4 separate regions of the Homo sapiens genome follow, and all the other regions are linked to region 1. A link is a loop called in an ENCODE intact Hi-C map of the cell type or tissue named here. Cell type or tissue: sigmoid colon. All regions are shown on one strand.

Evidence for each region. Hi-C counts contacts between places; a loop is a spot of excess contacts. Peaks named below come from ENCODE experiments on the same cell type or tissue, not always from the same donor. Only the 100,000 strongest peaks of a DNase experiment are listed, where the experiment ranks them.
Region 2: it touches region 1 in a loop (7-fold over the local background); 2 of 110 quality-filtered maps call a loop at or near these places.
Region 3: it touches region 1 in a loop (3-fold over the local background); 3 of 110 quality-filtered maps call a loop at or near these places.
Region 4: it touches region 1 in a loop (3-fold over the local background); 2 of 110 quality-filtered maps call a loop at or near these places.

What each region holds. Positions count from the first base shown.
Region 1 is chr5:33,405,204-33,413,203 of GRCh38, forward strand. TARS1-DT (TARS1 divergent transcript) reads right to left here. Exons shown (of 3, transcript XR_001742630.2): 3 at 2,719-5,842. Among named protein-coding and RNA genes, the nearest start is that of TARS1-DT, 31 kb to the right of the region's middle. In sigmoid colon, no CTCF peak of the experiment used is centred here; DNase peaks (open chromatin) are centred at 4,368 and 4,861.
Region 2 is chr5:33,229,215-33,237,214 of GRCh38, forward strand. It overlaps LINC02160 (long intergenic non-protein coding RNA 2160), which reads left to right and starts at 521. Exons shown (of 4, transcript NR_147008.1): 1 at 521-644. RefSeq lists a silencer at 6,754-6,803. In sigmoid colon, no CTCF peak of the experiment used is centred here; a DNase peak (open chromatin) is centred at 4,147.
Region 3 is chr5:33,317,250-33,325,249 of GRCh38, forward strand. No RefSeq gene overlaps it. Among named protein-coding and RNA genes, the nearest start is that of LINC02160, 92 kb to the left of the region's middle. In sigmoid colon, no CTCF peak of the experiment used is centred here; a DNase peak (open chromatin) is centred at 3,962.
Region 4 is chr5:33,333,172-33,341,171 of GRCh38, forward strand. No RefSeq gene overlaps it. Among named protein-coding and RNA genes, the nearest start is that of TARS1-DT, 100 kb to the right of the region's middle. In sigmoid colon, no CTCF peak of the experiment used is centred here; a DNase peak (open chromatin) is centred at 4,630.

The DNA of each region.
Region 1 (8,000 bases):
CTATGTAACAAACCTGTACGTTCTGCACATGTATCCCATTTTTTTTAGAAGGAAGGAAGACAGACGAAAGTAAGAAAGAAAGAAAGAAAGAAAGAAAGAAAGAAAGAAAGAAAGAAAGAGAAAGAAAAAGAAAGAAACCTTTGGGAGGTGATTAGGTCATGAGGGCAGAGCACTTATGGATGGGATGATACCCTTGTCAAAGGACTTGAGGGAACTAGCTAGGCCCTTTTGTCTTCTGTCCCTTCTACTATCTGAGGACACAGTGTTTGTCCCTTCCAGAGGAAACAGTGTTTAAGGCACCATCTTGGAAGCAGAGAACAGGCCCTCACTGGACACTGAACCTGCCAGCACTTTGATCTTGGACTATCGAGCCTCCATAACTATGAGCAATAAACTTACAATGTGTATACATTACCCAGTCTAAGGTACTTCGTTATAGCAGCATGAATGGACTAAGACACTTGGTTAAAAGTATTAAAAATGGTGGCCTCAAGGGAAACACCTGGGAGAAGGACTGAAGATGGGGTGCAGCAGAAACTCCAGGTGAACCTGACTCCATTGGTCCATGGACCAATATTTGAGAACCACTGCTAGAGACAAGGCCAATTTTTTAGACATTTAGTTTTTTGAAGTTGTTTTCTGGTTCTTAGTGTGAACTAGGGTTATTGAAAGTGGGCAGCTCCATGTGACAGACAACAGAATGTAGCAAAAGGAATCATGGGTTCAAACCATGTTTCTACTCCCTTTCAGGCTAGGTGAAACCCCCTTAGGTGTCAGTTTTTCCATCTGTATAATAGGACTCAAAATTCTAGACTGTCTGTTACTCAGGAAAATTATCAAGGTGAAATGAGATAATTTTTACAAGAATGCTTTTTAAACTATGCAAAAATTATTTAAATTATAATTTGTTATTGTTATTCTTGATATGGTCAAAGGGGAGTCAATAAACCTGATAGCCACTCTGCTGCAAGAAGTCATTGCTGTTATTGTATTAGGTCCTCCTTTCCATTAAAGTTTTGAATGCACTTATTAAAATATGTTATCAGGAGGAAGGTTAAATTATTATTCAATTACATTATTCTGGTTTGGATCAGCACAAGAAGTAAACATTCTTTCTGCTTGAGGAGTTGGGCTCATACCCAACTACAGAAGCTGGAGTTAGGGGACAAATTATTCTCTTCCTCAACTTTCTGGTAAAGGGGACACAGGTGTAAAACCTAAGCCTGGATAATTGGATGCTTCTTCCTTGGATTTTTGAATAGAGAAAGAATGACGTAAAGGACAGAGACAATGGCTCAAAGGTAGGGGGCCAGCAGCTGTAGCTCAGTGTGCTCAGAGGCAGTCAGGTCAGTGGCCATACTCCAACCAGCTGTTCCTGTGACATGTTCTAAATTATGTACCTGTTGCCTGGCTGATATAGTTTGGCTCTGTGGCCCGAACAAAATCTCATCTCAAGCTGTGATCCCCATGTGTCGAGGGAGGGACCTGGTGGGAGGTGACGGGATCATGGGGGAAGTTTCCCCCATGCTGTTCTCATAGTGAGTGAGTTTTCATGTGGTCTGGTAGTTTAAAAGTGTTTGGCAGTTCCCACCTCACTCTCTCTCTCTCTCTCCTGCTGCCTTTTGAAGCAGGTGCTCACTTCTCCTTCACCTTCTATCATGATTGTAAGTTTCCTGAGGCTTCCCCAGCCACGTGGAACTGTGAGTCTATTAAAGCTCTTTTCTTTACAAATGACACAGTCTCAGGTAGCTCTTTATATCAGTGTTCAGGTAGCTCTTTATATCAGGGTGAAAATGGACTAATTCACTGGCCTTCCTTAGTTTATGTCATTTCTGAGCTTAGAAACCTTCTCCTTCTGTATTTTGTGAGTTACTCAGTATATTTTCAGTGGATTCCTTTCTTGCTTGAGATAGATTCAATACTTGGGTCTGATAGAACATTTGGACTAGAGTTTGTTAATCTCATTACAGTAGTTACAGTTGCCATTCATCTGAACCCTATAGAACCAGGCATTTTGGAGAGGGGTAAAAGAAAGGAAAATTTTAAATAAATCTAACAGAGCAATCTGAAATGAGCTTCTTTATAGCACAGAGAGGAGCAAAGGCACAGAGGGGATAGTCAGGGATGGGGTTCTGAAAATAAGGGAGGGGCTCCTCAAACAAGGTATCAAATAGCACCAAAATCAGGTGCTGCTTCCTACTTTATTATTTCTTATTAGCAATAGCATTCACCAAGACACTCAAAACCTGCCCCTGATCCACGAGACCCTGAACTGTGCAGACCCAGGGGTCAGCAGCACCAAAGTAAGAACTAGAAGCTAGTAACAGAGCTTCTTCAACTACATGAAGCAAAAACTAAAAGAACTGAAAACAAAATAGACAAAGCCACAGCTTGGGTTGTATATTTCAATACCTCTCTCTCATTAATTGATGAAACAAGTAAACAGAGAATCGGTAAGGGAATATGAGACCTGAGCAACACTATGAACCAATCTGGCCTGATTGACACTTATAAAACATCCCACCCAACAACAGCAGAATACACAGTCTTTATAACTACGCATACACTAGTTAGCAAGACAGACTGTATTTTTGTCCTTAAAATAATCTCAATAAATTTGAAAATATTAAATTCATACAAATTACGTTCTCTAGCTGCAATGTAATTTACTTAGAAATCAGTAACAGAAAGGTGTATGGAAATTTTCCAAACATTGTATTGCTTCATTTTGCTTATCTTTATTTTCTAAGTGTCTGATAATAAATGTGCATTTCCTTTCAAGTAAGAGAAAAAACAACAAAAGTTACTATTATTTAAAATATATACCTTGCCTTTAAGAGGCTTACAGTCTAGTTGGAGAAAGAGATGTCTAAATAACATAATACCTGGTGGAAAGGACTAAGCACTCTTGAGGAATGAGGGAGAATTGGTTGGGTCAAGTGTAGTTTCACACCAAAACTGAAACCACTACTCTCTCCAACATCCGGACCATCATCACATTGTTCTATCTGAACAACTGGGCCTACTGTCTTCGCTCATGATGATGTTCTCTCAGGGGATCCTTTATCTCTGACTTCCAACTCCTGCCCCTGGCACCCCAGTGCACCAGACCAGAGTATTGACGTTTGAACCTCAGTTGTGAGCTGAGTTCAAGATCCCTTCCACAAGTGAAGGATGCACCTGAACATTTGCTGCAGTGTCCTTGAACTGCAGGTCAAGGACGATTTCTAGAAGTCCCCTGGAAGTTCCTCTTTTTTTTTTTTTTTTTTTTTTGAGACAGGGTCTTACTGTTACCCAGGCAGGAATGCAGTGGCACTATCACAGTTTACCACAGCCTCAACCTCCCAGACTGAAACTATCCTCCCACCTCAGCCTCCTGAGTAGTTGGGACTATAGGCCTATGCCACCATGCTCAGCTAATTTTATATTATTTGTAGAGATAGGGTCTTACTATGTTACCCAACCTACTCTTGAACTCCTGGGCTCAAGCAATCCTCCCCGTTCAACCTCCTGAAGTGCTGGGATTACAGGCACAAACCACCATGCCAGGCCCCTGGAAATTCCATGCTAGAAGACAACCTGCTAGGAGAGAGAGCATCTCTAAAGCTATTGTATCCCCACTGCCTAGCACACAGTAGTTGCTTAGTAAACATTTGCTAATTGTGTCATGGATATATTGAGAATAAAAGCATGAGCCCAAGATTGTTTTGGTCGACTGGTTATTGCTGGGATATTTATAGACAAAGCCTCTTTCCAGTGTTTTCCACCAAACTTTCCTGTAGTGCTGAGCAGGGCTGAGCAAGCCAAGCAATGAGGAGATTGGTCCAAATTCTTCAACTCTTTCTCAGCATTCTGGATTCACTAAAACCCCAAACACATTTCTATCTGGCAATTTCGTCTTTCATTTTTCAACCCCAGTGAGTTTCCAACAAAATTGAATCTCTGTTGCAAATCTGTTTGTGTTCCACTCCATCCAAATGCCAGAACCATCTATTTCAAGTTAGAAGCCTCCAAAGGCTCATGCCTGAGTAAAGGATAGCTGGGAATCCCAATTTACTCTCAAACAAACTAAAAGTAAAAAAGCTAAGAGTAGATAGAGAATGTATTGCATAATGAAATCCAAACTGTGAGTACTAATTTGTGATGCAGAAAAATGGACACTGATTTAGGACTGAGATGCTGAGCCCAGAATCTGATTTTATTTCTTGATTAATTAAGGTATGTCACTTGGCCTTCTTGGCCTCAGTTTCCCCCCATCTTGTCTAGGGAAGCTGATTCTTTTATGGGAATCAATAAGTTCCCTTCAGCTTTAGTGTTCTGTGATTTTGCAATGCTGCTTTACAGATGCTCAGGGCCCTATCCCTTGGCAAGCTGCCTCCTCTGTCCCTGTCTTGTCTCATTGCTTGTCAGTGTGTGCTAAAACAATAAACGACTGGTTGGTTGCAAGAAAAGTATGCGTTGGATCAAGCAGATGTATCTGCTCTCTGCCCTCTGGAGAGAACATAGAAGGCTTTGATGTTGTCTGAATGGGTTCCACATTTTGACCTAGGGACCCTTCAATTCTAAGTAGGCCCCATTGACAAAATATGAAACAATTATTTACAATTAAAGAAGCATTCCATACCAAACCTGCCACCATCGTTTTATTTTAAAAAGAAAAAAAGCGTAATTCCAAAGATCAAATTTCTAATCCTGAAAATGGAAAAAAAGGAGGGGTGTTGGGGGGATGCCTGGAACCTGGTTTTCATGTACTGTTCAAGTTTAATATGAGGAAATGAGTCGGCTAAGTGAGGCAGCCAGTCTCCATGTTACCATGGAGCTAAATGGATTCTTGGTGTGTATCTGTGACATGAAACACATAGCCCCCATGGCACCCAACAGTCTGCTCATCCTTGGTCTCAAACCCAACCCTTTCTTTGGGCTGGAAGTTTTTGGTGGCCCATGCAAGTGGTTACGTACAGGACGCAGCACAATTTCAGTCACATGAAAATTGTTACCTCCCTTCCTCTTCCCTGAATGTGATTTTAAAATTATCCAGAGGCCTGTCTTCCACATTCACCCAACTTCTATAGAGTAAAACAGCATTTTCTGAAATGTGGTCTGTGGAACTTACATCCTGACAAATAAATAAAGTGATACATTTACTAACACGTTTGAGATGTGCTGCATAATATCTCCTTCTCTTGAAGTTTACTTAGCATATCAAAGGCTCTGAGAAGTTCCATGCACAGTAAATAGTGGTTTTGACACTGGTCAGGAAGAGCAAAGACTACTGGGCCAAAGGAACATTTCATGTCTCTGTATATAGTGTTCATATTTTCTGATCCCAAAGTTCCTCCCCAACATATCTTCCCCCACCAAAATCACCAGTTGGAAATTACCTTTCCTCCTCTGAACTACAAGAACACTTATTTGCATCTTATTTGCATAAACTTTTTAAAAATTATTTTTTGTATTAGATATATACACAGATATGTCTTATCTGTCCCATTTGCCTGTATGCTCCTAGAGAACAGAATCCTTGTTCCTTAGTCTTTATCTATCATAGAAGATTGTACATGAGAGGCTGGGTGCGGTGGCTCACACCTGTAATCCCAATGCTTTCAGAGGCCGAGGTGGGTAGATCACTTGAGGTCAGGAGTTCGAGATCAGCCTGGGCAACATGGCAAAACCCTGTCTCTACAAAAAATACAAAACTTAGCCGAGTATGGTGGTGCGTACCTGTAATCCCAGCTATTTGGGAGGCTGAGGCAGGAAAACTGCTTGAACTTGGGAGGTGGAGGTTGTGGTAAGTCTAGATTCCGCCACTGCACTCTGGCCTCAGTGACACAGTGAGTCTCTGCTAAAAAATAAATAAATAAATAAATAAAAAAGATTGTACATGAGAGCAATCTATACATGTTTAGTTCCTTGACTGAATGATAGACGGATTGAATGGATCAATCAATCTAGGAACTGGCAGCTTTTAAATATCTATACCATCTTTGGCAAATAACAATGAAATCTTCGGCTGGGTGCAGTGGCTCATGCTTGTAATCCTAGCACTTTGGGAGGCCGAGATGGGTGGATCACTTGAGGTCAGGAGTTTAAGACCAGCCTGGCCAATGTGGTGAAACCTCCTCTCTACTAAAAATACAAAAATTAGCTGGGCATAGTGGCATGCGCCTGTAATTTTACCTACTTGGGAGGCTGACACAGGAGAATTGCTTGAACCCAGGCGGTGGAGGTTGCAGTGAGCAGAGATTGTGTCATTGCACTCCAGCATGGGCAACAGAGCAAGACTGTCTCAAAAAAAGAAAAGAAAAAGAAAAAAAATTAAATCTTTAAATAAATTTTAAAAACCCATGCTATACTCAAAGCTGAAGTTTGGAAAGTTAAAATATTAACAGTGACTGTGTAAGCATCATATGTCTCCCCTTTCCTTCTCTCTTCACTCACTAATTCAGTTTCTGAGAAACAGTATATCATCACTCTTTCATCTTCGCATCTGGAAATGTGCTTCAGGTATTCATACAACTTATTTATCATAATTAAACTTGACTTCAGAAGAAAATGTCAATTTCAGAGAGTCCATTAGGGTGGGATTATATTACTGTTTATGAATAACATTTTGTAGGCTCAATGTACAGAAAACTATATAGTGTTATAGGCTCTAATTCTGAAACTTATTGGTTAGAATGGTGATTGTTCTGGTTAATTGAATATTCTAATTATTAAAAAATTACAAAATAAAAGCTCTACATACATTATCAATTTTCAAATAATTTTAGTTCCATAAAATGTACCTAACAGTAATGTTAAGCTGAAAGGATTAGATCAGTTTTGGAGAACATGAGAAACAAGCATTGATCTCTAGAAAACAAATACAAATAAGACAAAAATCTCCACCATCAATAGGCTTATTATATAGTAGAATTTCTCAAGCCTGGTACTATTAATATTTTAAACTACATAATTCTTTGTTGTAGGGTGCAGTCCCATACATTGCAGGATGTTAAACAACATCCCTGGCCCCTACCTTCTAGATGCCAGTGATACTTCCCCAGTAGTGACAATCAAAACAATGTCTGGTCATTGCCACATATGTCTCCTGTGGAATAAAATTGCCCCAGTTGAGAACCTCTGTAATGAAGAAAAAGATACTTAAAATTTTAACAGGAGTTCAGAGTCATCTTCTGACCACGAATTCTAATTTTACAGTTTGATATGATTTGGCTCTGTGTCCCCACCGAAATCTCACCTTGAAATGTAATAATCCTCATGTGCCAAGGGTGGGGCCAGGTGGAGATAATTGATCATAAGGGAGGTTTCCCCCATACTGTTCTCATGATAGTGAGTGAGTTCTCACAAGATCTGATTGTTTTATAATCATCTGTCATTTCCCCTGCTGGTATATTCTCTTTGCCTATTGCCATCCATGTAAGACATGACTTGTTCCTCCTTGTCTTCTGCCATGATTGTGAGGCCTCCCCAGCCTCCCAATTGTGGAACTGTAAGTCCATTAAACCTCTTTTTCTTCCCAGTCTCAGGTATGCTTCTGTCTGCAGTGTAAAAACAGACTAATACACAGTTCCATTGGATGTAGGAAATATAGGAAACCTTGGGCTAATTTTAGAATGAGTCTAAAACATAGCAATAAATGTTTGACGTTATATTTCCTATTCATAGGAGAATAAAAAACTAAAATATTTGCACTTTCTGTGGATCTGAATCAGCCACTAGGTATTCACTTTTTGTGCTCTTCTTTGCACCCAGCTTTCAGTTAGGAATGAAGAAGGTAGAAATCTCAGTTACAGTCCTATGTGCAATTCAAATCTACTTGAGCAGCAGAGGTAATGGAATTAAACTAAAAGCCATCTTAGAGATAACTTACCTACTCCTATATTTTTATATGAAAAAATAAGATCCCCCAAATCGAAAAGGCGATATAACCTAAAAACATTTAGTAAATGGACTTTGAACTAAAACAAAAATATCTTGACTCCCAGGCAATGGCTTTG
Region 2 (8,000 bases), 180 kb before region 1:
AAAAAAAAAAAAAAGATGGTAAAGCACTCAGGGACTAAAAGCAGGAAGCAGGACTACACGCCGAGGCCTGAAGAAGAGGAAACAATGTTCCCGGAGCCTGGTGAAAGCTGCCACCACGAGAGGATCTGTGTGGCAGGAGCTGTGGCCTCGGACAGTGAACACAGGTACTGCCAGAATTGTGACAAAGCAGGCATAAAGCCAGCGAAGAAATACTCTGATCCTGCCCTCTTGTCACCTTCCAGTCCCCTGCCAGTACCTCCAATGTGCCAAAATAAAGCAGAAGCCGGAGAGTAAGGATTTCAGATGAGGCAACCAAAAGAGGTCAGCTTCCCGGGCACAGAACTGGTCAAAATAGGGTGGAATGAATCTGACGGATGTGGTGGACATAGAGGGGAGCAGCATGCCAAGCAGACATATCTACTTTCCTGTCTACAAATCCCATGCTCTTTTCCCTATAGGCACTACTGAGATACAGAGTAAACTATCATTGTTTGAAAAAACTAGGAAGGAGACTTCAGTCTTATTGAGATATGTATTTCTGCAGGTTAGGCTGAAGCCTCTGCATGTCCCGATGCCTGATGGAGATGGAGGAATCCTTTCTACCCAGACAGAAGTCACACTATGTAGCCTGTCCTCTTTAGAACGTAAGTACATTTTCATTTCTTCAAAACTGATGCAACCCCCAGAGGGAAAATATATGATTGAGTTTCAGCATAATGTTAAGCTCTACAAAAACAAAAATTGAAAAAGATGATGGCAGATGGGTTAGGTGTTGTATATGACAAACTATCAGAAAAAAAAAAAGTTATACTTTCATACGACAAGCAGTCTTACAGGTAGTATACATTTTTTTCTGGGAAGGACTTAAAATGAAATGATAGAGAATGTGGTAGTCATTAAGCCTACTTCACGTATTAATCAAGCAAAATAACCTTTTTTTCACCGAGTGCAGAAACAGATTTGAAACTCAACACTTTCAGTCCTGTTGGCATCCACTGTACAATTGTATTCACTCTGTTCATCTTTTGCTCAAGTGCCTGCTTATCTCTTCCATTCTGGTTCTCAGGTGTCTAAAAATTCCTTAAGTTCAGCACAGTCCTTTCCAAGTATTAGTAGAAAGATCACTACAAAGTGTAAAAAAAAAAATCCTGAGACTGTATTACCTTAGTATGAATACAGTTTATCAAACTACTTTCCTGCTTTAATTAGAGAATGTTATACTACAGAAAGAAAACACAAGAAATACTTTCAACAACAACAAAAAAGTAATGAAAACACCGTAAGCCTTTGAAAAGAAAATAGAGAAAAGAAACTCTAGAGTTGAAGAAGAGGTTGCAGATTGTGGTGGCGGAGGCCGTGGACACCCGTGGAGGACAAACTTTCTCACTTATTTGCCCAGGGCAGGCCCTAGACAGCCTCTCATTGTGGCGGTGGAGTCCTTTTGTGACCGGTCCTAGGTGCTTTTACTCAGCAGACTAGTATTTGTGACTGTACTGAAAGCTAAGCAAACGGTCACCGAGTGTTTCACCTTCCCCACAAAGCACTCTGGCTTTTATTCCTTAAAGAAATCAATCCAGTTTCCTTTAGACAGATTTCCTCTACGCTGAAACTAACTACACTTCCTTCCACTGAATAAACCACGGCCCCGGCTTATCCACTGCCACTTCCAAGTGTTTGTTTTCTTTTTCCCCAGAACAATGACGACTGTAGCGAATTCTAGATAGTGAGCCCAATACCTGAAATACCCTTTATCAATTAATTACACTATTTGGCAGGCTCCAAAAGAGTGACAAATACAATCTTTCCTTTAGAAGAAATTTAAAGAAAAAAGAATATCAAGGGTATCTAATGAAAATAATTAAATAAGCAAAACTGTTCAATTTTATAGTGATGCAGATACAATAATATGATCAACCTTCTGTGACCTGTTTGCCAATTAGGGCAGAGTCGCGAAGCCTGAAATAGTAGAGGGAAATGGTCAACATCCTTACAACTAAATTGATTTTTTTGTTTTGTTTTCCAACTAATGTGTTTTTAAGTAAACCAGAGTATCAGGCAGGGTAATTGGCTAAAGCCTGAAGGTGGCTAAAGCCTCAGGGGGAAAGGGCTTTTCACCCTGGCTTTTCTTCTGCTCATGGTGTGCATGAGAAAATACTGTTCTCAACCTAGCCATCATTCAGATGGAACTCCTGGGTCAGGTATTTTAACCCAGTGAAGATGTTTGTGAAAAGACCGTCATTATACATTTTGACTAAGGATGACCTAATTTGGTACAGCCCAATTTATCATCCCACAGTGTTCTTCAATTATGCAACATTCCCTCTGTGTAAGCTCCTATCTAAAAGAATTTGACAGTCATGAGATACTAAATGTTGATGGCAAGAACTCTCTTAAAACAATGTTTTTCAATTTTAAGAAATTATATAGTCATAGTACAGAAAATTCCATGCCTACTCATTAATAAGTATCTTAAATGTTTCCTACCTGCATTCATTCATTCTATCAGGCACTCAATACAACCTGTTAACTTGTTTTTTAGATTTCTATTTTCTACCAGTTAAATAACTCACAGGTGCCAGGCATTGTGTTAGGTATAGATAGTCTCACGTATTGTCTCCTAAATTCATTACAGAAATCCTGAGTTAGATATCACCTTCAAGAGACCTTGCTATGGACACGGGGGATTATTATTACTAAGATGCAGGCCTTGTGCTACACAAATACATCAGAATTAGATTTTTAAAGATATCCAATTCTTAGCATTATTTAAAAATTTCTTTGCAAATTTTTGACCAAATAGTTCCTCACCATTGTACCATTTTTTACTCTATTTCGAAAAATCACATTCCTGTGGTAGCAACACATGGTAAGCAGATCTACTCTAGAGCACACTTATTCCTGGTGAAAATCTTGTAAATGCATACTCTCGGTCACAAGATTAAAATGCATTAAACGACTTGGCCCAAATTCAACACTTATAGTAAAAACAGTTTGATATGCACAGCCCAGTGATACTGAGACTCTTATGTCACTTTTATATATAGTGACCACTTTTTAATTTAATGTGCTAGTGTGCTCCATCAACCTCAGAAAAGTGAAATGTATCAGTATTTTGTCGGCCCTTCCAAGGCAAGTGTAAGGGCTATAAATGAGCAGAGCTGAAACACAGGGTCTAAGATGTTTGAAGGTTAGTGGGAGAAGGGTTCTCAGGAGCATTTTACAGGCAAAAATGTGAATAACTAAATGAAACAACAGAGATATATAATGCTAATATATTCATGGCCATAGATGAAATTAACTGGCAGAAGCTAAAATGCATCACAGTGGTATCACTGCCAGTATTATCCTCAAGATTTTATCTTCCTTCAACCTTCATTCTACAGGGATCAGATTAAATCAGCCACAGTGGAAATTCAATTTAACTCAATAGCATTGCTGAATAAATCTGATTACTCACTTCTTTATCTTTTGATACCTGGACCATACTATTACCTGGGCCTCGGTCATCTTTTATTTAAATTAGAGGAGATTCTGTTTTGGTTTTCAGAAAGTTTAAGACAACTCATCCAGGTTAGGTCCTCTTAACAGAATATTGCCTCATTTTAAGATAATTTTTCCACCCTAAAAAGAGACTCTCCAGGCAATGGAGATTTCTGCCTCCTCTTCAGATCTACACTTTATATCTTTGTAGATCTGGCATGTCTCCATGAATCCCTTTAAATGAAGTGTGATTTTTAAACATTTTGGTTCAGACTTGGGGCTGAACATACTCTACTCACACATAAAAGAACAAATTAAATTTTAGCCCAGGATACTTGTGGATATAAGGCCTACAGATTCTGGCAATGCCAGCTAGGTATATTCTTTAGTGTCTCTTTAAATCTTTCTTAATGTATAAATGACATTTAAAAGCCCCTTTTTCATTGCAGTTGGCAGAGTACCTAAGACCGTAACAAGTTGCTTCCCCAGTAAATGTCATTTTCCCTTAACCACAGGGCTATAATTTAAAACCGTAGATTTTTTTTTTTTAAGGGAGGTGAAAAAAAAAAAAAAAACCTTCTGGGAGTGAAGCCTAGAATTTCCCATCTATGAAAAATGGGAGTTGTTACAGAGTGGGAGACTGGCTAGAGGCCAAGAGCCTAGAGTTACTGACTTCAAAATGGTTTTTCAGACCAATATATCAGACGGAGGAGTCCTATGTCTACACTAGCCATGGCAACTTATAAAAGAGAGGAAAACAGAAGGCAGGTGGCAAGAGCTTGGTGCAGTGCAATAGTTAAACATACACACTTTGGAGCCAGAAACTAGGTTCAAATCCAAGTTCTACTACTTGCTTATTTTGTGACCTTAGACAACTTAGTTTAAGTTTCCCTATTGTAAAATAGAGGTAATGATAGCACCAGTGAATTAGTTTTCTATTGCTGCATGACAACTGCCACAAACTTAGCAGTCTCTGTGGATACAAACTTAGTGACTTTAAAACAACACAAATGTATTCCCATAGTTTCTGCAGGTCAAAGCCAGTCACATTTTAGTGCATATATATGTATATGCCCAGGGTTTCACAGGCTGAAATCAAGGAATTGGCTGGGTGCATGCTCATCTAGAGACTTGACTAAGGAAAGATTCACTGCTAAGCTCTTTTGGGTCATTTCCTTGTGATTGTATGACCGAGGTTTCTGATTTCTTGTTGACTGCCAATGGAGGGTTCATTTTCAACTCCTAGAAGCTGCCTGCTGTACCTGACATGTGTCGCTCTCCACAACACAGAAGTTTGCCACATCAAGGCCAGCAGGAGAGTCCCTCTTAAACTATGAATTTCTTCTTTCTCTTTTTTTTTTTTTTTTTTTTTTTGAGATGGAGTCTTGCTCCATCACCAGGCTGGAGTGCAGTGGCGCGATCTCGGCTCACTGCAACCTCCACCTCCGAGGTTCAAGTGATTCCCTTGCCTCAGCCTCCCGAGTAGCTGGGACTACGGGCGCCCGCCACCACGCCCGACTAATTTTTTGTAGAGATGGGGTTTCACCACGTAGGCCAGGATGGTCTTGATCTCCTGACCTCGTGATCCACCCACCTCGGCCTCCCAAAGTGCTGGGATTACAGGCGTGAGCTGACACGCCTGGCTGAATTTCTTCTTTCAAGATGGGCCCAGTCCCTTTTAAAGGCTCACCTGATTAGGTCAGGTTCAAATAGAATAATCTCTCTTTTGAATAATTCAGAGCCAACTGATTAGGGATCTTAATTACATCTACAAACTTATTTCATCTTATAAAACAACAATCATAAAGTGATAGGCTTCATATTTGTAAGTCCCATGCATGCTCAGGTGGGTATGAGGGAGGGGGATCATACAGGGCATATACACAAGGGGGCAGGAATCTTAAGGGTCATTTTGGAACTCTGCGTAAGACAACAAGCTTCAAAAACCCTTGGGAGGATTAACCGAGTTACAATAAATATAAAGCATTTAGTGCCTGAATTGCTATGTAAAATTTCCCATTATTATTTTTCACAGACTGGATTTCTTAGGAGGATACAGAAGGTCTAAATGACCTGCCAACCACGTGTTCCTGTGCTAGAACTCAGAATTAAACCTAGACCTCTCCTGATCTATTCAAGCTTTTCTTCTTCATGCTACATTCCTGATAGCATTTGGCCTATGATGATGACCTTCCTGGAGAATGCTTCTCCCTATAGCTGTTTCTTCTGCTTCTTAAGCAGCTATTTCAGAAGAAATAGTACTTCATCTTTTTCAGCTTGAATCCATAGGTAACAAACTTCTTCCTCATGGGGTGCTGCTATAGGTGGGCTCTTCCATTTGGTCCTCAAAATATGGACAGGGCTGGGGGGAAGGAGTCACACCACGACAGCCAAGCTGCAGACTCTGTTTGTATAAATCATTGCAGATGTACAGTGCTGCCTTAGAAGGGTCAGCCAACTAGACCCATCTAAATACTAGATGGTATTTAGAAAAGGCTGGAGTTTCCAAAGCCACTTCTCCTTCCCTCCAAAGTATAAATCAGTTTGAGCCTGTAGGCTGACTGGTACTCTCAGGTGACCTGGTCCACTAAAAAATATACAAAACTTCCAGTCAATCTGGGGAAGAAAATTCTTTACTTTGATCCCATATCTAATTAGATTCAAGAGCATATTTTGCATTCTGAAGGCGGAGCTTGCTTACAGTGATGTACCAGATCTCTCTTTTGTGCACATCCCAGCAGGAAGTATCTACACAGAACCTTGATAATAATAATCACCAGTAATCCCTCCTCACCTGGCTGCTCTCCTCCTCGGTGAGTCACTGATACACTGGAAAGACATGCAATGGCAGCTCCTGGAAGGTTTGAAACCACTGGGTATAGAGTTTCTAGGGGTTCACACCGAGTACCAGTGGTGTAAATACATGTGAGGGGAACACGGTGTGGAAGTATAGTAAACCTTATGTCTATATGGTGGAAAATTTTGAAATCATGTGCTACTACTAAGTATCCTTTATCATATTATTAGTTTGTTAGGACTAGCAGAACAAACTACCATAGATTGATGGCTTCAACAGCTGAATTTGTGTTTTTTACAGTTTGGAGATTAGAAGTCTGAGATCAAGGTGTCAGCAGAGTTGGCTTCGGAGGCCTTTCTCCTTTGGATTGCAGGGGGCTTTCTTCTCCTGTGTGTTCACAGGGTCTTTCCTCTGTGCATGCACACCCCTTGTGCCTCTTCCTCTTCTTATAAGAACATCAGTCACAGAGGCATGAGGCCCACCCATATGACCTCGTTTTACCTTAATAACCTCTTTACATGCCCTGTTTCTACATATAGTCACATCCTCAGAAAGTGAAACCACAGATAAGGGAAGACTACTGCACATTTGTGACTTACCTAGCCATTACTTCAACCGCATATCATCACAGGCATCTTCTTTACAGTACCCGCTGAGAAAATAGTAAATATGTATCTCTTCTTGAACATTACAGTGATGGAAAAGTCACTTCCCTGAAAGTCAACATATTCCACTTCATTACTGAACCAGTCTATATACTAGAAAGGCGTTCCCATTCATTGTACTTACAGCTACCTCCTACAGCATCTAGCCAATGGTCTTGATTATGCCCTTTGTAACCACATAGAAGTTAGATCTTTTAACTTTCCTTTCTCTGGAGAACTTCTATCAACACTTTTCTTCAGTTTTATGTTCCACATTCTTTTTGTTTGTTTTTATAGGTCATGCTACTGAATAGTCTAGAACAGTAAGAACAGAATATATAAGGACTGTAAAATTGTTTGAACTAGAAGGACAGGGAGATTACTTAACCTAATCAGCATATTTATCATGGGGAAAAGAGTCCAAGAGAACTAAAGTATACACATAAAGTTATATATATAAAACATAACATAAATGTTATATATATATATATGTTATATATATAACATAAAGTTAAAGTTCTAAATAATTGGGGCTGGAATTAGAATATATGTCTCTAGTCTCCTTTTCACTATGTCAAGTGGCTTCCAATCTTCAATGCAGTAATGTTTACATTTCTGTGTAACACAGGGCATATTTTTAAATCTTTATTTAACAGATGAGGAAATAAGACTCATCAGGTTTTTATAAGGAAAGAGCTTGAATAGAAGAACAGCTTCCGGTTCAATATTAATTGGCCAGTTCATTTAAAAAAAAATCAAAAACCTTCCACTGAAAATTTGACAGTGCATCACTGAGAGGCCTACACTAAAGAGGGCTTAACTGAAAAGAACTGAAGGGGCTGTTTACAGAGCAGTGCTGAGTTATGGGAGAAAAGGGAAACTGTGATGCATCTAGAAACTAGGAGAAGTGAAAAGCCATTACTATTCTTAGGTCTGGAGGAGCAAGGGGAGAAACCAGGGTTTATTCCTGGCAAAATGGAGGAAAAATGGCTGCCCCATATAAAAGCTGGGGTCTTAGAGGGTCATCTGTTGCCAGAATGCTGTAAAGCCAGGAGGACTGGGGTAAACCTCCTGGACTT
Region 3 (8,000 bases), 88 kb before region 1:
TCATTTCTAATCAGACAAATACTGTCTTTAACTTAAGACAGAATGAGATTCCTACTTTACTCCAAACTAATTAAGAAAATTAGAAAGTCTGAAAATACAATGTGTTGGGTAAGGAAATTGAGCAAATGGAAACTCTGGTACTGTGCTGCAAGTAGTACAGATTGGTAGAAACACAATGGAAAAAGGAAGTGGGCATTATTTACTATAATTGAGTGTTTGCATATTCTATGATTCATCAAGTCTACTCCAGGGTACATTCCCTTGAGAAATTCTTACGTATTTGCATCAAGATACATACACAAGAACGGTCCTAAAACTCTTGTCCCTAGCTATCCCAAACTGGAATTTTGGAAACAACAAAGTGTCCATCAACAGTAGGATGAATACATTTTGGTATGTATCTCCAAAGTAATACTACACAGCAATAAAAATAATTAAACTACATAGAACAAGATGGTCAGCTCTTAAACTACATAGAACAAGACGGTCAGCTCTTAAAAACAAACTATTCAGTGAAATAAGAAAAGATGACAAAATAAATATAAATCCATTTCATATGGTTCAAAAATGAGCCCTATGCACTAGAATACAGAGTTTAGTAATGCTTACCATTAAAGTAAACTTCTCAGACTATTTACTTATAAGCAGGTAGCAAATATTAAAAAAAATTTTGAACACAAGGGAAAGGTAGAGATCTATTCAAACACTTATTCCTCATATGTACATTTTATAGGAAAGGAGACAGATGAGGTAGTTATTTTTAGTCTAGATATATAAAGAATGAAAGTTTAGTTAAAGATATTAATAGTAGATTTTTGACTGATAGTCAACTGAGAGCAAAACTGATGAGTGAGTAGTTTCCAAAACAAATCTATATCTCATTAAAGTTTACTGGAAAATTGTTCAGGCACTGTATGAGGGATGCTAATCTTCTCCCCAAAAGTGTTTGTAAATTAAATCACAGAGACGAGCTCTATTCCAGACCAGGCTCGGGCAACTCTTACAGTATGTAGTGCACAAAACTAAAAAGCAAGCTGAGGAAATCATTGCCATAAAGCTCAGGACAGTGGTTATCTGGCCAAGACAGAGAGAGGAGATGGGGATTGGGAAGAGACACACAGGGTTTCTAGAGCCCCATCCATGTTTTCTCATGTAGTTACAGTTATACATGTGGCTTTATTTTCTTTATTCATTAAACTGTACATTTATTTCTGAGGTGCTTTTCTGTGTATGTGTTATATTTCTTGACTTGAAAGTTAATAAAGGGCAGATGAAAATCTGAGGCACAGAGTGATTAAGTGATTTATATTTTTCACACTTGCATGACATATGTTACATGAGTGTAAAATTTATAGGGTGGAACCCTAGGATATAGTGAGCTTCTCTGGTACTTCAGAAAGCCTCACATTCTTCCCCCACCTCACAGTGACTGCTTCCTCCTCTATTCTCACAGAGCTCATTGTTTAGACCTCTTACTGGCAATTGACGATGGACTGCCTCACAACCATTCATGTACTATTATTGAACCTTTCTCATTCATATGCTTTGTCTTCCAGCTCACGGCTTGGCTCACAGTATCCTTCTGATACGCATTTATTACTAAAAAGCAATACAAAGTCTAAGTGTGAATCCCACATCAGAGCAGGTCATGTTAAGGCAATCTTCCAGTATTTACCATCATTTCTAAAACACGTTTCTCTAGTCCAGGTCTGAGGGTTAGACATGAAGGCTCATGTCTCTCGCATTGGTCAGAAAACTCTCCTACTCTCTCTACAAACCAGTACACTCTTGGTGACATGAAAGCATTTGTTATCTAATTAGGTGTCAGCTTCTTTAGAGACTCATAAGGACCTTGAGGCTTAGAGCTTGCTGACCAACTCCTGTGCTGAAAAAAAAAAAAAAAAGCAATAGCATGGGCAGTAATCTGATATAGAATGAGAACACAATTACCTTATTTGCTCTATCTTTGTGAGGGATGGACTTAATTCTGATCGTGAACTGCTTTCCTAATATGAATTCACTTTGCAGTTTCCATTCAAACCACAAAATTCAATCATTCTTTCAACAAATATTGTTAAGTATCTACTACATGCATATTGCCATGCCAAGACACAATGATATAAGACATCCTGAATTTTCTTTTTAGAAACTCTCTGCCAAACACATTCTCATTTATTGATAGCTATTATCAAGTCAGAAATACATAAGTCATTAATTAGCAAAGAACCCTTCCCTTTGTAATAGGATGTTGTAACCAAGGTACCAAAATATAATAGCTATGACATTACAAGATAGAATGCTAGACCAAGATGCAAATTTCAAAAGGGGTAGTTGGAAGAAATAATTGCAAAACTCTCTAATCCGTTACATTCATCCAGAGGATAAAAAATGGGAGAATAATACAGCTTGAGAAGAAAGATTTCCTCAGAGAATGTTATGCTATCTTTTTTCCTCCAAGAAAACGGCACAGAAGTAGTACTAGCTCCTAAAATAAAGTCTAATGAAAGAGACTTTGAGGACATTACTTAGAGAATCTCTAACGGGTATTTCAGTGGAGAAAATTATTGGTGTTTTATGAGTCTTTTCCTTCCCAAAGGGGAATAGAGGGCTTCCTTCTTGACCCCAGCCAAGAGAAATTAGGCTACAAAGAGAGCACTCAGATAGCTTTTCATTAATCTTCTTCTGTTAGAGGGGAACTCACTGAAATGGTGTCTGATCCTGCCTGAAAACTCTGAAAAGCAAGAGATAGGTTGGCTTGTGGCTTTGGCAGCCAGAAAGAAGTTGCTGCATTTCCTGTATTTTGCTGAGGCGAAGATGAAGAAGGGATTCCCATGAGATGGGTATGGAACAGTACACACAAGAGCCAGTAATTTAGGTCTTGTCAAAAGAGCTCCCTGGAAGAAACTGAAGACAAGGCCTCAGATTCCCAGGTAGCTTACCTATTTGTCTCCCTTTTTCTGCCCTTGTGTGTTTCACTACAGAAGTCAAATATTTCTGCTAAAATGTAAGTCAAGCTCAGATTCTGCTTAAAACCCTCCAATGGCTTTCTGTGTCACAGGAGTAGAAAGCCAAGTCCCTACTATAACCCACGATGCTACCATGCCCTCATCTCGTCTTCTCTCTTCTGTGCACTGCAGCTATGCTGGCCTGCTGCTGTTTCTCACACTTCTCAGAGCTACTGCACCTGAGATTCCCTCCATCTGGAAAGATTCAATGCCTTGGAGGCTTTAGTCACCTTCTTCATGAGGCCTTCCCTCTGAACCCCATTTGAAATTTCAACCCTTCTCCTTCCCCCAAACTCTCCATTTCACCTTTCCTGGTTTTTGTTCTCTTTAGCTCTCATCACTGTTTAATTTGCTATATATACACATGTATATTTGTATATGTATGTATGTATTTATATTATATATGTACATGTATTATATATGTGTATATATTATGTACATATAATAAATATCTATAGTATAACTGTATGTATGTGTGTATGTAAAATCTTCCCACTAGAAACACAATTTCCATAAAAGAATTTTTGTCTGTTTTGTTGACTGCTGCGTGTACTCAGGGCCTAAACCAGTGCCTGAAACAGAGTAGTTGCTCAACAAATATATGTTGACTGAATAAATGCACTTTAATAAAATGTTTGTGAATGACAATATTTCCTAGGTTGTTGTTCCAAAGAGGAAGCCAAAGGGGAAGAAACAGAAAACCCCAGGGGAAGAAACCAGTAAATCCACACACAAGTTTGCTCGACATGGTAAGATTTGAGCCTCTCGTTGCTTTGTTTTTCACATGCCCAGTGCAAAGATTTCAGGCAGTAATAGTTATGATCTATGTTTTTCCCTTTTGTTTCCCTTCTGTTCTTGGTATTTAATAAAAAAAATCTGCAACTCCATCATTAGTGCATCATAAATCACCCATGTTACGCAGTCTGTTCAGGCAGCTCTGATAGGAACCTCCTGGGCTGGATGAGAACTCAAGCAAGCCAGGAAATGTTTCAGTGGACATGAAAGCCAAGGGAAAAATCCTAGGGCATGAATCATGTGGGATTTCAATTTCCCTGATGCCAAGTATGATAACTATCATGGATTCCAAACAGTGTTGACAATACATGTTTTCTTTGACTGCAAAATTTCATAGAAATGTGTTCCTACCCTTAAAAATCCTGGGTCCAGAATTCAATTGTTATAGGAAGTAAAAGTTGCCAGGTGGCAGAGGAATGAAGAGCAGGAACACTGCAATGTTAGAGATGCCTTCTTACCTCCCCTTCTGTGTGACTTCTACAGTTTCTTTCAAGATAGCCAAGAAACTCCAACAATTTAAGAAAAAAAGAAGAAAAAATATTAAAATTAGGTGAAAAATGTGTAAAAAACATCTCAGATCCAAATAAACTGGTTAAAACACAAACACTTGTGCATACACATGAACATGCATGCACACACATGACCACATGTGGCATACATGTTCACATGCACATTCATAGGCACCTTCTGAGGACCTCTCATTCCAATAGGTCACAAGAGAATCACAGCCCTAAACCTCTTAGGCTTTTTCAAATGTCATAGTCTATTATACATAAGAGTTCATTCATTCTACCATACATGCCTCTCAACCCACTTCTGCATGATGAGGAAGGTTGAAGTTACAAATGAAGATGGTGGAGGCTTTCTCAAAGCCTTCTGTTCATGTTTTTATCCAGATTAACCGTTTAATCCAAAAATCTCTCCACTCATCATCAGCTATGAAAACTCTATCCATTCTGCAGATTCTAGTTTTTTTTATTGTTTTGATTTTTTGTTGTTGTTGTTTTGTTTTGTTTTTTGAGACAGAGTCTCGCTCTGTCACCCAGGCTGGAGTGCAGTGGCACAAACTCAGCTCACTGCAACCTCCGCCTCCCAGGCTCAAGTGATCCTCCTGCCTCAGCCTCTCAAGTAGCTGGGACCACAAGTGCGCACCATCATACCCAGCTAATTTTTTGTATTTTTGGTAGAGACAGGGTTTCACTATATTGCCCAGGTTGGTCTCAAACTCCTGAGCTCAAGCAGTCCACCTGCCTCGGCCTCCCAAAATGCTGGGATTACAGGAGTGAGTCACCATGCCCAGCCCCAGGTTCTAGTTTTGATTTTCCTCCTTCAATATAATTGGAGATATACCTCCACCCAGTTATTTTCACAGAAAGCCTCTGAAATCAAAGAACACATCCCTTTTGCACAACTGCAGAGTCAAATGTTAACCAGCTCAATGTTTCACACTGTGCTCCAAAGAAAAATGTTTTGTGATACTTTAAAAAACCGAAACCAAACCAAACAAACAAAAACAAAATAGACTTCCTGGCCAAACAGTGTTAGAAAACCCTATATACTCTGTCCTTTTCTTGGAGATTCACAATCTATATTAGCATAGTAAAGGCCCCGAAAATCCTGCAATGAAGAAATGTGATTAACTTGGTTTAACCCAGTATTTTCCAAAGTTGTTTGACCAAATTTTCCAGTTTTCGTATATCAATAAACCTTTCTCGGAAAGCTAGTTTTACATGGAACACAGTGTAGGAAACACTGATCTAATATAACTCCCTCAAGGGAAGAGATGATGAAATTGAGGTCTGGAGAAGTAAAATAACTGAATAAAGACCACAAGCTACTTTGTCAAGGAGCCAGTAGTACACCTCAGGTCTCTTGTCTTCCAATCCAATGCTCCTTCATGATACCACCATGATAAAATTATATTATGGTATGAAATTATAGGCTTATAACTTTTATTTTACGTCTCACCAAACTTCTTGGACATTGAAATCTTTTTGGTGGTATTTTCCTTTGGGAGAAAATGTCTTATAAGCACAAAATAGAGAAAGCCATTTTTTAGTTCAATAAAACATTTTGATATATACCAAAAAAAGTAGTTAGCAAATCTAATCTGTATAGTCCTAAGAATCAGAATTCATATTAACAAGCTGAATTTACAGAAATCCAGAATTCTTGAATACCCTGTAAACAAGGTGGTTAAAAAAAAAACGCAAGTTTAGCCTCATACTACACAGCAGGCACAAGCATTAAAAATAAATAAATAAATCCCTTCCGGAACTTGCTCTATAGTATTTGTTCCTTTATCAAAATCCTTTGAATAAAAACCAAAAAAAAAAGAGGATATATTTGTTGAATGAGATCGCGGAGTTATTTATGGCAGATATTGTTGACTGCCTATCAACAGCTTCCCCTCCCATTTTCCCTTCGTGATTTGGGTCAGAGCAGGCAGCCAAGTGCTCAGGAAAGGTGAGCCTCTCTCCTATTTCGAAAATATAAGCCATGATTGGTGCATGCCATGATTATTCTAGCTGCATTTGGCAGTGGACTTAAATGTGGAAATATAACTAATATATAAGGAAAGTATATCAGGGTTTCTGGAGAAGACTTTTACCCCCAAAGTCTTCTTGGAGGTAGTAGGTTAGGCCCACTTTGTATACCTTCCTATATTTATATAAAACTGTAGTGAAATAGTGATGTCTGGAACCACTGAAACCATCTTGACACTGTAAGCATTTCATCTGAGAACAAAAGCTAATATGTTGAGGCTGGCAAAACAGAGGGGTGGAAAGGGCTGACCTGGGCCCTTGATCACATCACTGAGGCACTGAATTATCTGTAGTACCTCTAACTCCAAGCTAATGTAGGATAATAAAAAGCCCATTTTGAGTGCTGACATTTATGATCATCCTCCCTTATTCCTTCCTTCTAGTTCAAGACTGAGCTTCATCTTCCTTTCAGTTATGGAACAGCCAAGTTTGTCCTGCTAGGCCACAGATCTGTCCAATTTCTTTATCTTTTGATTGAAACCTCTGTGCTAGAGCTCGCTGCCTTGCAGACTCCCTGGGCTATGCCAAGTGTGTCTTTTAATCTTCCCTTAGTTGCAAACACCCCCTTAGTTCCTCTATGCTTAGTTACTAACCTGCATCAGCTATTCGCAGGGTGCTATCCTCTCACTCACTTCTCCCTATTTTCTCCCTTCTTTTCCCTTCGCTCTTCCAGACTACAGCTTCTCTTGTTTCTGCCTTCACTTCCAGAAAGCAAGAGTTCTCTGCAAGTCCACACTGTCACCTCAGTGCAAATATTTAAAAACTGAAGATCACACATTTTCTACATACACCAAAATCAACCACTCTTTTCCAATCTCCCAGGCTTTAGTTCCCTCTTCTTCCAGCAAATGAACACCTTTTGTAAAGAATATTTTAATGAAAACAACAATGACAAATTCAGTTTTGCCCAAGGCCACCCTGCCTTCATAAGAGAGACTCCGTGGTGACAGTGTCCAAGATTTCCTTGTATCCACTGAAGTGCTTAACAGTACATTTATCAGTGCTCAATAACCATTTCCTGAGTGATTTGTGAAAATGTAGCCCCAATTAATTTATTTCAATAAAAGAAAAAATGACCATGAAAAAAACATTTGGTTAGTTGGAAGATATTTGGTTATTTTGCCTAAATAAAATTATGGATCCAAGGGTATTTCAACAATGATTTCAAACTGACATGTTGAAACTATGAGGACCTTAATTACAACATCTCATACTTGTACAGTGTTTAATGACTTACAAACAGGCTTTGCTTTGATTACCTCATCCAACCATCCATTATGTGATACGTTACTTTTAGATATATCGTTTGTACAATGATATTAGTAAACAATTTGAGAGACAGCATATGATCAGAGGTCTCCCATAAGCACATATTTCAAGTAGAAGTTGATCTGAAGCTTAAAAAAAGAAAATAAAAATGTAAAATAAACTCTCCAGGACAGAATCCAATGTGTTAGTAAAGCCAGATCTAGGACACTGTGTTTATTTCTCAATGCTATGTTGTAAAAGAAACACTGTCAAAACAATGTATCCAGACAAAGGCAACCAAGATACTGTCTGGAAATTATCTCAAATGATGAAGGAGAGAACTGAGAACATTTAACCTATAAGAGGACAAATTGCAGGGATGACACAGACATCTTTACCTCCAAAG
Region 4 (8,000 bases), 72 kb before region 1:
TGGAAATATTTTAGACATATTTTATATTAAACTTGATAATGGAGAGTTCTGATTATCAATCTTTCCCACTAAAATACTGCTACCTGAAGAGGGGCATGAATGGTTTTCACAGCAAGGGAGACAGTCCTTTAAAGCCTTCTGTTTTATGTTTTAAATATCCAGTTTGACCTTTATGATAACCAGAAATATGAGTGGCCCACGGTAGCTTTTCTATCAACTATTCTAGCAGAGATTTGACTACATTTCCAAATTGAACCTCCATGTATCTATCTCCACACGCAAAAACAAACAGGCCTCCTAGGGTCTGAAAGGGGAATTCTGTCCCTCTATTAGCACCAAATCAAGACAAGCAATCTCCTGGTACCTTTGGTATACCAATTTCTGATTCTTTAACCCCAACCTCATCACTATCCCCAACAATCTAACAAAAACATTGAACCACATGTATAATCGTTCAGTTCTTCATACATGGGCAGAAAAAAATTTACCAGCTCCAAAAATATACAAATCAACTTTTCCTTCACAAATATAAAAAATGAATGAAAACAACAGTGCCTTTATAGCTATCCAATAAAATATCTATCAAAGACGAATCTATTTTTATAAAACCTGGGTCAATTTTCTAAACTGAAATACAGCTCACCAATATAAAAATTCCTTTCTGCATCCATAGAAACAGACATTCAGTACTCATCTATGGCCAACAGATAACATGTGGTAAATGCATGAGAGAAACCACTAATTTCTTGCCAGCTGCCTGGTAGACCCTCATAAATACTTTTTTGTTGTTGTTAAAAGATTGTTTTATTCTGAGGTAATCTCCATAGAGCGATATATGCCATAGAGGGCAATTTTTTAAATGTTAAATTAAAGAAGACTCATGAATCAGGAAATTTTGGTACTCTATATAGAGAAAAGTATGTATATACACAAGTTTGTGTAGAGATAACTTTTTGAGATTATAGACCCTTTGCTGTTATTTACATACATTATTTGATTTAACCATAGGCAACATGGGCTGAGGCTCAGAACTTCGCATGAAGCACCCACAGGGATTATGCTTCATCATCAAGGTGATTGCTGTGTTCTTGCAGAACCCTTCCTATGGGCTATAGCTATGTAGAGTGAACAAAATTAAATGTATATCAATCTTTGTTATTTTTGTTTTTAATTAGCTCCAAAAATATGCACAATGTTTTAAGGATTTTTATAGGTAAAACACCCCAATTTTCTCACTAAATGACTTGGAATGAGAACTTGTACAAATACAGTACCTTCATTTTCTAGATAAAAAACTTTGACCTATCACTACTACTTTTTAGATGTATGAAGATGTTATATTTAATAAAATACACTTCTACTATAAAGCTTTACTACACTCATAACAGTTGTTTTCCACAATAAATATTCTTAGATACTAAAAGTAAAACTAGTATTGTGTATATGTGTGAAAGGAGGTCAGGTGATCGGGGCTGGGGTGATGGCATGACATTTTGTCATTTAACAATGGTCCTCATACTCAAAGAGATTTCAGATCATTGCTGTGTGATTCATGGACACTCAGCATTTTTGGTGGCCCATCTTCTATAGTATACAATAGCATCAGATATAATATCAGCAATCTGCATCATGAGTAACAACTGGTGCACGAATAAGACAGCCAGCAGAATATGAAAAGGATTCAACCTGAGCAATAACAAAATAAACATTTACACTTAAACAATGCTTACTTCTCTTTTTAAGCATCATATGAATTGTAAGACACTGAAATAGACTAGTGAAGGAGACTCTGACACAATCTCTTCCACTGGAGATTTAATAAGAGATGTAATAAGAGAACAAATGAGAGGCTAGGTTGGGTGGGGCACTGGGCAGTCATGCCTGGTGAATTTGAATGTGTTAGATGGTATTTTAAGGTTGCTTACAGCTGACGGTTAATAAAAAATACAAGCCAATCATTCCTTATTCTTAATGGACTATTGGTTTCATATTAACTCAGAAACTTTATTAAATTGTGAATTTCAAGTAAAGATTTTAATGAGAAATCTTTGATTTCTGAAAAAATGATGTGCTGTGTTCACTCAAGTACTTCCAAAGTGGAGAAAATATTGGCACAGAAATATAAGGGCTTCTTTCCACTGGATATTCGAAGCAAGAAGAGCCAGCAAAGACCTTCTGAAGAGAAGGTTCAATTTCTGTGGAGTAAAATTTATTTCACTAACACAATAGCTTCACAGGGAATAGTCTTTAGTAGTTAAAAATCAATAACAAAACAAAACAAAATAGATTCTTCTTTTTCATACCACTTGTATAAAGGTCTACAAATGCTGAGGCTTGGAGAAGGTACTAGAATTAGAAAATTCCCCAGCTTTTCCTGTTTGAATCTATGTATTTCACGTGATCAATCCCTTCTTGTTTACAAAGCCCCTCAACAAGAGCCCATTCTGTAATAGACACTATAGTTAATGTTACCCTCTAAATTTTCACTGTCTCTTATCCTCTTTATGGTGAGGCATGAGTCCAGCCCTCCTTGGTTAAAGACAGAAGCCATGTTAAAAAAGAGATCAGTACCCACTGGTCAACTTTCTCTCCTAACACAACTAGGAACAATCTTTTTCTATAAACTGGGCAGGAATAACACATGGCTATAATCAAAAGACGTACATGGAGCTCTTAAAAGACTTAAGTGGACTTTTTTTTTTTTTTTTTGGAGATGGAGTCTCACTCTGTTGCTTAGGCTGAAGTGCAGTGGTGCGATAGCTCACTGCAACCTCCACCTCCTGAATTCAAGCAATTCTCCTGCCTCAGCCTCCCAAGTAGCTGGGATTATAGGTGCACGCCACCATGCCCAGCTAATTTTTGTATTTTTAGTAGAGACGGGGTTTCACCATGGTTGCCAAGCTGGTCTTGAACTCCTGACCTCAGGTGATCCACCCGCTTCGGCCTCCCAAAGTGCTGGGATTACAGGCATGAGCCACCATGCCCGGCCCCTTAAATGGACTTTAAATGTGAAACACAGATCATTATGTTTCTCTAGCAGTGTCTAGAGAAGAGGTTACTCAAACTAGCCAGATAGTTGACATCTTTGTCAGTGCAAAATCGAAGTAATGGTTAACAACACTCTATAGCTGTTCCTAGGTATCTGTCGGGGTTGGCTGCAGGACTCCCTGGAGATATCAAAATCTGCAAATGCTCAAGTCCCTTATACAAAATGGCACAGTATTTGCATATAACCTGTGCACATCCTCCTGTGTACTTTAAATAATTTCTAGACTACTTATAACACCTAACACAATGTAAATGCTATGTAAATGTTGTTATGCTGTATTGGTTTTTAAAATTTGTATTATTTGTATTGTTGTATTTTTTTTTATTGTTTTGAAAAAATATTTTCTATCCATGACTGGTTGAATCAATGGATGCTATACTGAATAGCTCCGCTACTTCCAAAGCCAGTGCATTTAAGCATTACTCAGAACTGCTTTTACAGGATAGGTGGCTTGTTGAAACTTCTGCTGGCCACATTACACTGGCTTAAACAGCATTTTCAGGCACAGTTCATGACTATGATCAGTTTTAAGGACACAGAATATAAAATGCATAGCCAAATAATGAGAATGAGAAAATGAGTCTATGAGAAAAAATTAAGTACACAATCAGCAATCTTCCCTTAGTTTTCCTTATCTCTACATGAAGGTCAAGGAAACATTAGTTTTTGCATTTCTTTGCCGTGTATTTTTTTTGTAGGAAAGACTCTGTCATCTATAATCCCTGCTATCATTATTCTGATTTCATCACTTAGAGGGGCATGTTGAATGAGTGACTGTTCATCCATCTGCTTGAACTGAATCCAAGCCCTGTCCTACATACACTTGGAAGCTTTTTGAATGATATCCACCATGTATTACTATATGTTCTTAGTGCAAAGCCAGTCATTATCAAAGTAACCCTTGCACAATACTGCCTCTTTCCCACATTTGCCATCTAATACATGTTTTAACAGGACAGGGTTCACATCTTGAGAGAACAGGAATAATTCCTCTTTTCAACTATCCAGTTTCCTTCTTAAGTAAAACAGGGAAAAACCCACGGATGAGTTGCCTCTCTAACTCTCATTTTTACATTTCTCTGATGTGAAGTTGATATTTAATATCTCAAACACCTGGGAAGTAAATATTGTTTGCCATTGAACTAAAGAGTGTTCCACGATTTTGTTATGCCTATGACAAGGCTCTGATACTAATGCTAATGTACATTAAGCAATGGTTTAACTTTCTGGTTACTTGCATCATAACCCAGGTTTATTATTTTTGGCCCTAGTTAAAAAGAAGGGGGAAAAATCCTTAGAACACATAATCTGGGAAGTTTCATGTCATTTGAAGACTGGAGGCCAGGATACAAGAGTGACTTGATTGTGAAAAATAAAGTTTAAACAAACGAATTCATCCACATGTGACCAAAAAAAAAAAACCACAGGGGAAATGCAGAGTACCCATGCACCTATTATGAACTGCCCATGCCTGTGAGGGTGAGCAGGAGTGAGAAGGAGTGGTAGAAATACTAAAAGTACGTGTTCCTACTAATGTAAATAGTGTTTATGACCCTATTCATAATCCTTTAAAGACAGTTGTTAGCACTAGGCACCAAGTCAGGTTCTAGCCAGGGCCTGGCAGTAGAATAACTCTAACAGTTAATAAAATACATAGTGAGAACAGGATGTGAATTTATGCCTCCTGAGAATTACTGTATTCACAAATGACCATTTCAGCACAGCCGTTTTTGGCCACCTCTTGGGAAAGAAAGCACTTTGAGACTAGTTGGAAACACGAAGAAGGGCAATATGCCACCTTCCAGGTAACTGGCAAACTGTCTCGGGAAAGCAGAAAAACTTTGAAAAAACAGATTTCCTAGGGCCAGAAGGTAATGTGAAATGGAAGGCAAAAAAGAAGAGAAAAAAAAAACCAACTGGGAGTTTTAGGTTGTAACATAAAGTATATAAACTAAGCAGACCCAAAAGAACAATATGGATGAGAAAATGTTATTCATGAATGAGCAAAATCATAAACTCTTTCCTGTCTCCTTTAAAGGCCCTGGAGGTGAAAGAAAGGGAAGAACCATGAGTCTTTACATTTCCTTGCAGTGTATATACTTCTGGGTGGATTCTTTCAGGTATAATTCCTAAGAACTCATACAGTCCAGAGCTGTTTAGTAAAAAGGTAAAAACAGCAAATGTTTCTGATAAAAATTAAGGCTACAAAAAAACAGAACTGCTCCTACCCTCTATCTTGGAAGGTAAAATGCAGATCTCCTCACAAACATCTCCTAACTTCCAAAGTGATCTATTGCCCAATCAACTGATAAGCACAGATTGAATGCCAGCTGGAACTCAATGTTATTCTGGGCACCCTGATAACTAGAGAAGCAATTACATGCAGTCTATGTGGTCTCTGTCCTCAGAGTTTACAATAGATGGAGACACAAAACTACTGCACACAAAATAATTTGGTAGCAAAACAAGGAAGTGAATAATTAAGTCCCAAAATAAGCAGTGCAGAATAAGGACTGAAATTTCAGAGGAAGTTGATTAAGGCCTGGGACCAGGGAAAATAGGTGGAACTTATCAAACATTTATTAGATGTCAGGCCCTATTGTAAGCACATTTGTATTAATTCCCTTAATCGTCACACCACCACCATAGGGATACAGTTGTTCCTATTCTGCATTTGAGGAAACTGAGACACACAGAGGTTAAGGACTGAACTGCAGTATCACTCTTATCATAAGTCAGTCTGTTTTGGAGTCTATTCTGTTCTGTTGGTGCATTCGTCTATGCTTGCACCAGTATCACGCTGTCACAGTTATTATGATGGTGTTCGAGTTTATATACCTAAAAATCATCAAAGCTGGGCTTCAAAAAAAGTCTAGCTCTAGAACTTCCTCTCCGAACCACTTTTTTATCTGAAATTTGAGGAAAGGGAGAATCTGAAAAGATAAAAGAACAAAGAGAAGGTCCATGAGCAGAGCATATTTCTCCCAAAGAAATTTAGGATGAATCGGGTCTACCTCCTTTCACTTCTAAAGCCATCACATAACTTTTGACCAATTTCTTCCTACTCTGGCCCCACGAACAATAAAATATTATCTGACAAGTTTACCACTAATCTTAGTTTTCAGTTTTTTTTAAATTGCTAGTAAGCACAAAAGTAGGTGGAAAAAAAGAAAAAACTCCCTCCTGTATCTTCTTTCCTTTCTTTTTACTTAGGTCCTAAGGGAAAAACCAAGACAGTCTAAGGTCCCTCTGGGTTTATAAAAGGAAGACATCCACTTAAAAAAGGTCCTTAAGGTTTTCAAACAGGACTGAGCTTTTGGGATTGAGGTGTGATTGTTGGACAGGGCAGGAATGTGGCTGACAGCCCTAGGACTGGTGGGGTATGTTTGGGGCTTCTCACTTTGTTCTTTGCAATCACAATCCCTGTTGCTGGCAACAGGTCAGCAGAAGAGTAAAGACATCAGTAGATGAAGGAAGATCCTGGGAGGCAGATTAGAATGAGAAAGAAAAAAAGGGAAAAAAAGAAGAAAGCTCCATGCCCTTCCCTCTTGCAGCCATCACATCCTCACATTTCCAGTTGTAACCCAGACTGCAATTGCCATGAACAAAAGAACAAATATCTAAATAGGGACAGAAGAGCCTAGCAAGCAGCATGTTCACTACAATAGCAGTAAAGAGATGGAGAAGAAGACAAAAGATGCCCGTAGGGAGATGATGGACAGGATAAAGCCACAAAGGATAACATATACCTAACAACAGTTACAAATATGCAGAAGTTAAGTGCTACAAAAGGCAGACTAAAAGGATATCACATCCGAAGAGATAGAGTTAGTAGAGTTACCTGAAAATAAATATATGTTAAGTTCTTCAAAATAACAAATAAAATGGTAGGGTTAAACGTGGTGGATTGAACACATGATTTTAGATTTCCTCCATCTCCAAAAAAAAACCCTGTAAAAACAGTAAAATTATTTAATTTTCAAAAACTCATAAACCCACAAGGATCAAAAAACAAGAGAAACAAGAGAAAAGATAACAAATGATCCGCGTCAAAATTTTTGGAACCTGGAAAGTAAATAAAGAGTAGAAACTGAAACATCCTTTAAGACAGAAAGCTAACTACCTACAAGTGGCAGGCTGGAGGTGGAGGGGCAGTGGTAACAAAGAAGCAGATTCACAGTGGGAAACACCAGAAAGAACAGGAAACTGGAGGCACCAAGTGGCTTTGAATATGGTAAGGGACTGGAAAAGGACCCGTAGAAAGAGCACTTCCTCTCCTACCAGGCAAAGCCAGGAGACTGTCTCTCCCCAACCCCAGCAGAAGACTGGACATATTGATTTTTGTGAAGATACTGAAACTAAAGTTCTATGGACTCAGAAACATCAGGCACAGTTGAAGGCAGCAATACTATACTAAAAACAGCAGATTAAGTAAAAGTCTCCTGCGCCAGGGCTTTTGCTCATAATGCTAAAACTGAGTTATATCTCTGGGGCAGGAGAGTAACAGATTTTTCTTTGGGGCAATATACTACCCCAAGAGAAAGGACCTACTAAGGTACTCTTAATACTAAGAGTCAAAGAAAAAGTACTTAAAAAAATGGGATTAAGTTCGAGCAATCTACCTGATTAATTCCCCCTGGAACTTCTTATAGTGAAAAAGCACTGAGCTATAAGTTAGAGATCTCAGACTAAAATCACTCTCATGAGCAAGTCCCTGTTAATCCTCTGGAGCTTTAGTTTTCTCACCTGTAAAGTGCAGATAACAATATACCTCCTATGTCACGGGCTTACAAGGATCAGATCCTCACTCACAATGCCATAGACACTGGGTTAGCTGCTATGCACAATCTCCTTGGAATTTCATAACAACGTTATGAGATAGTACTATTAGCAGTCCTGTTTTATAAATGAAGAACTAGAGGCCTAATGCCTTCCCAACAACTTTTATATG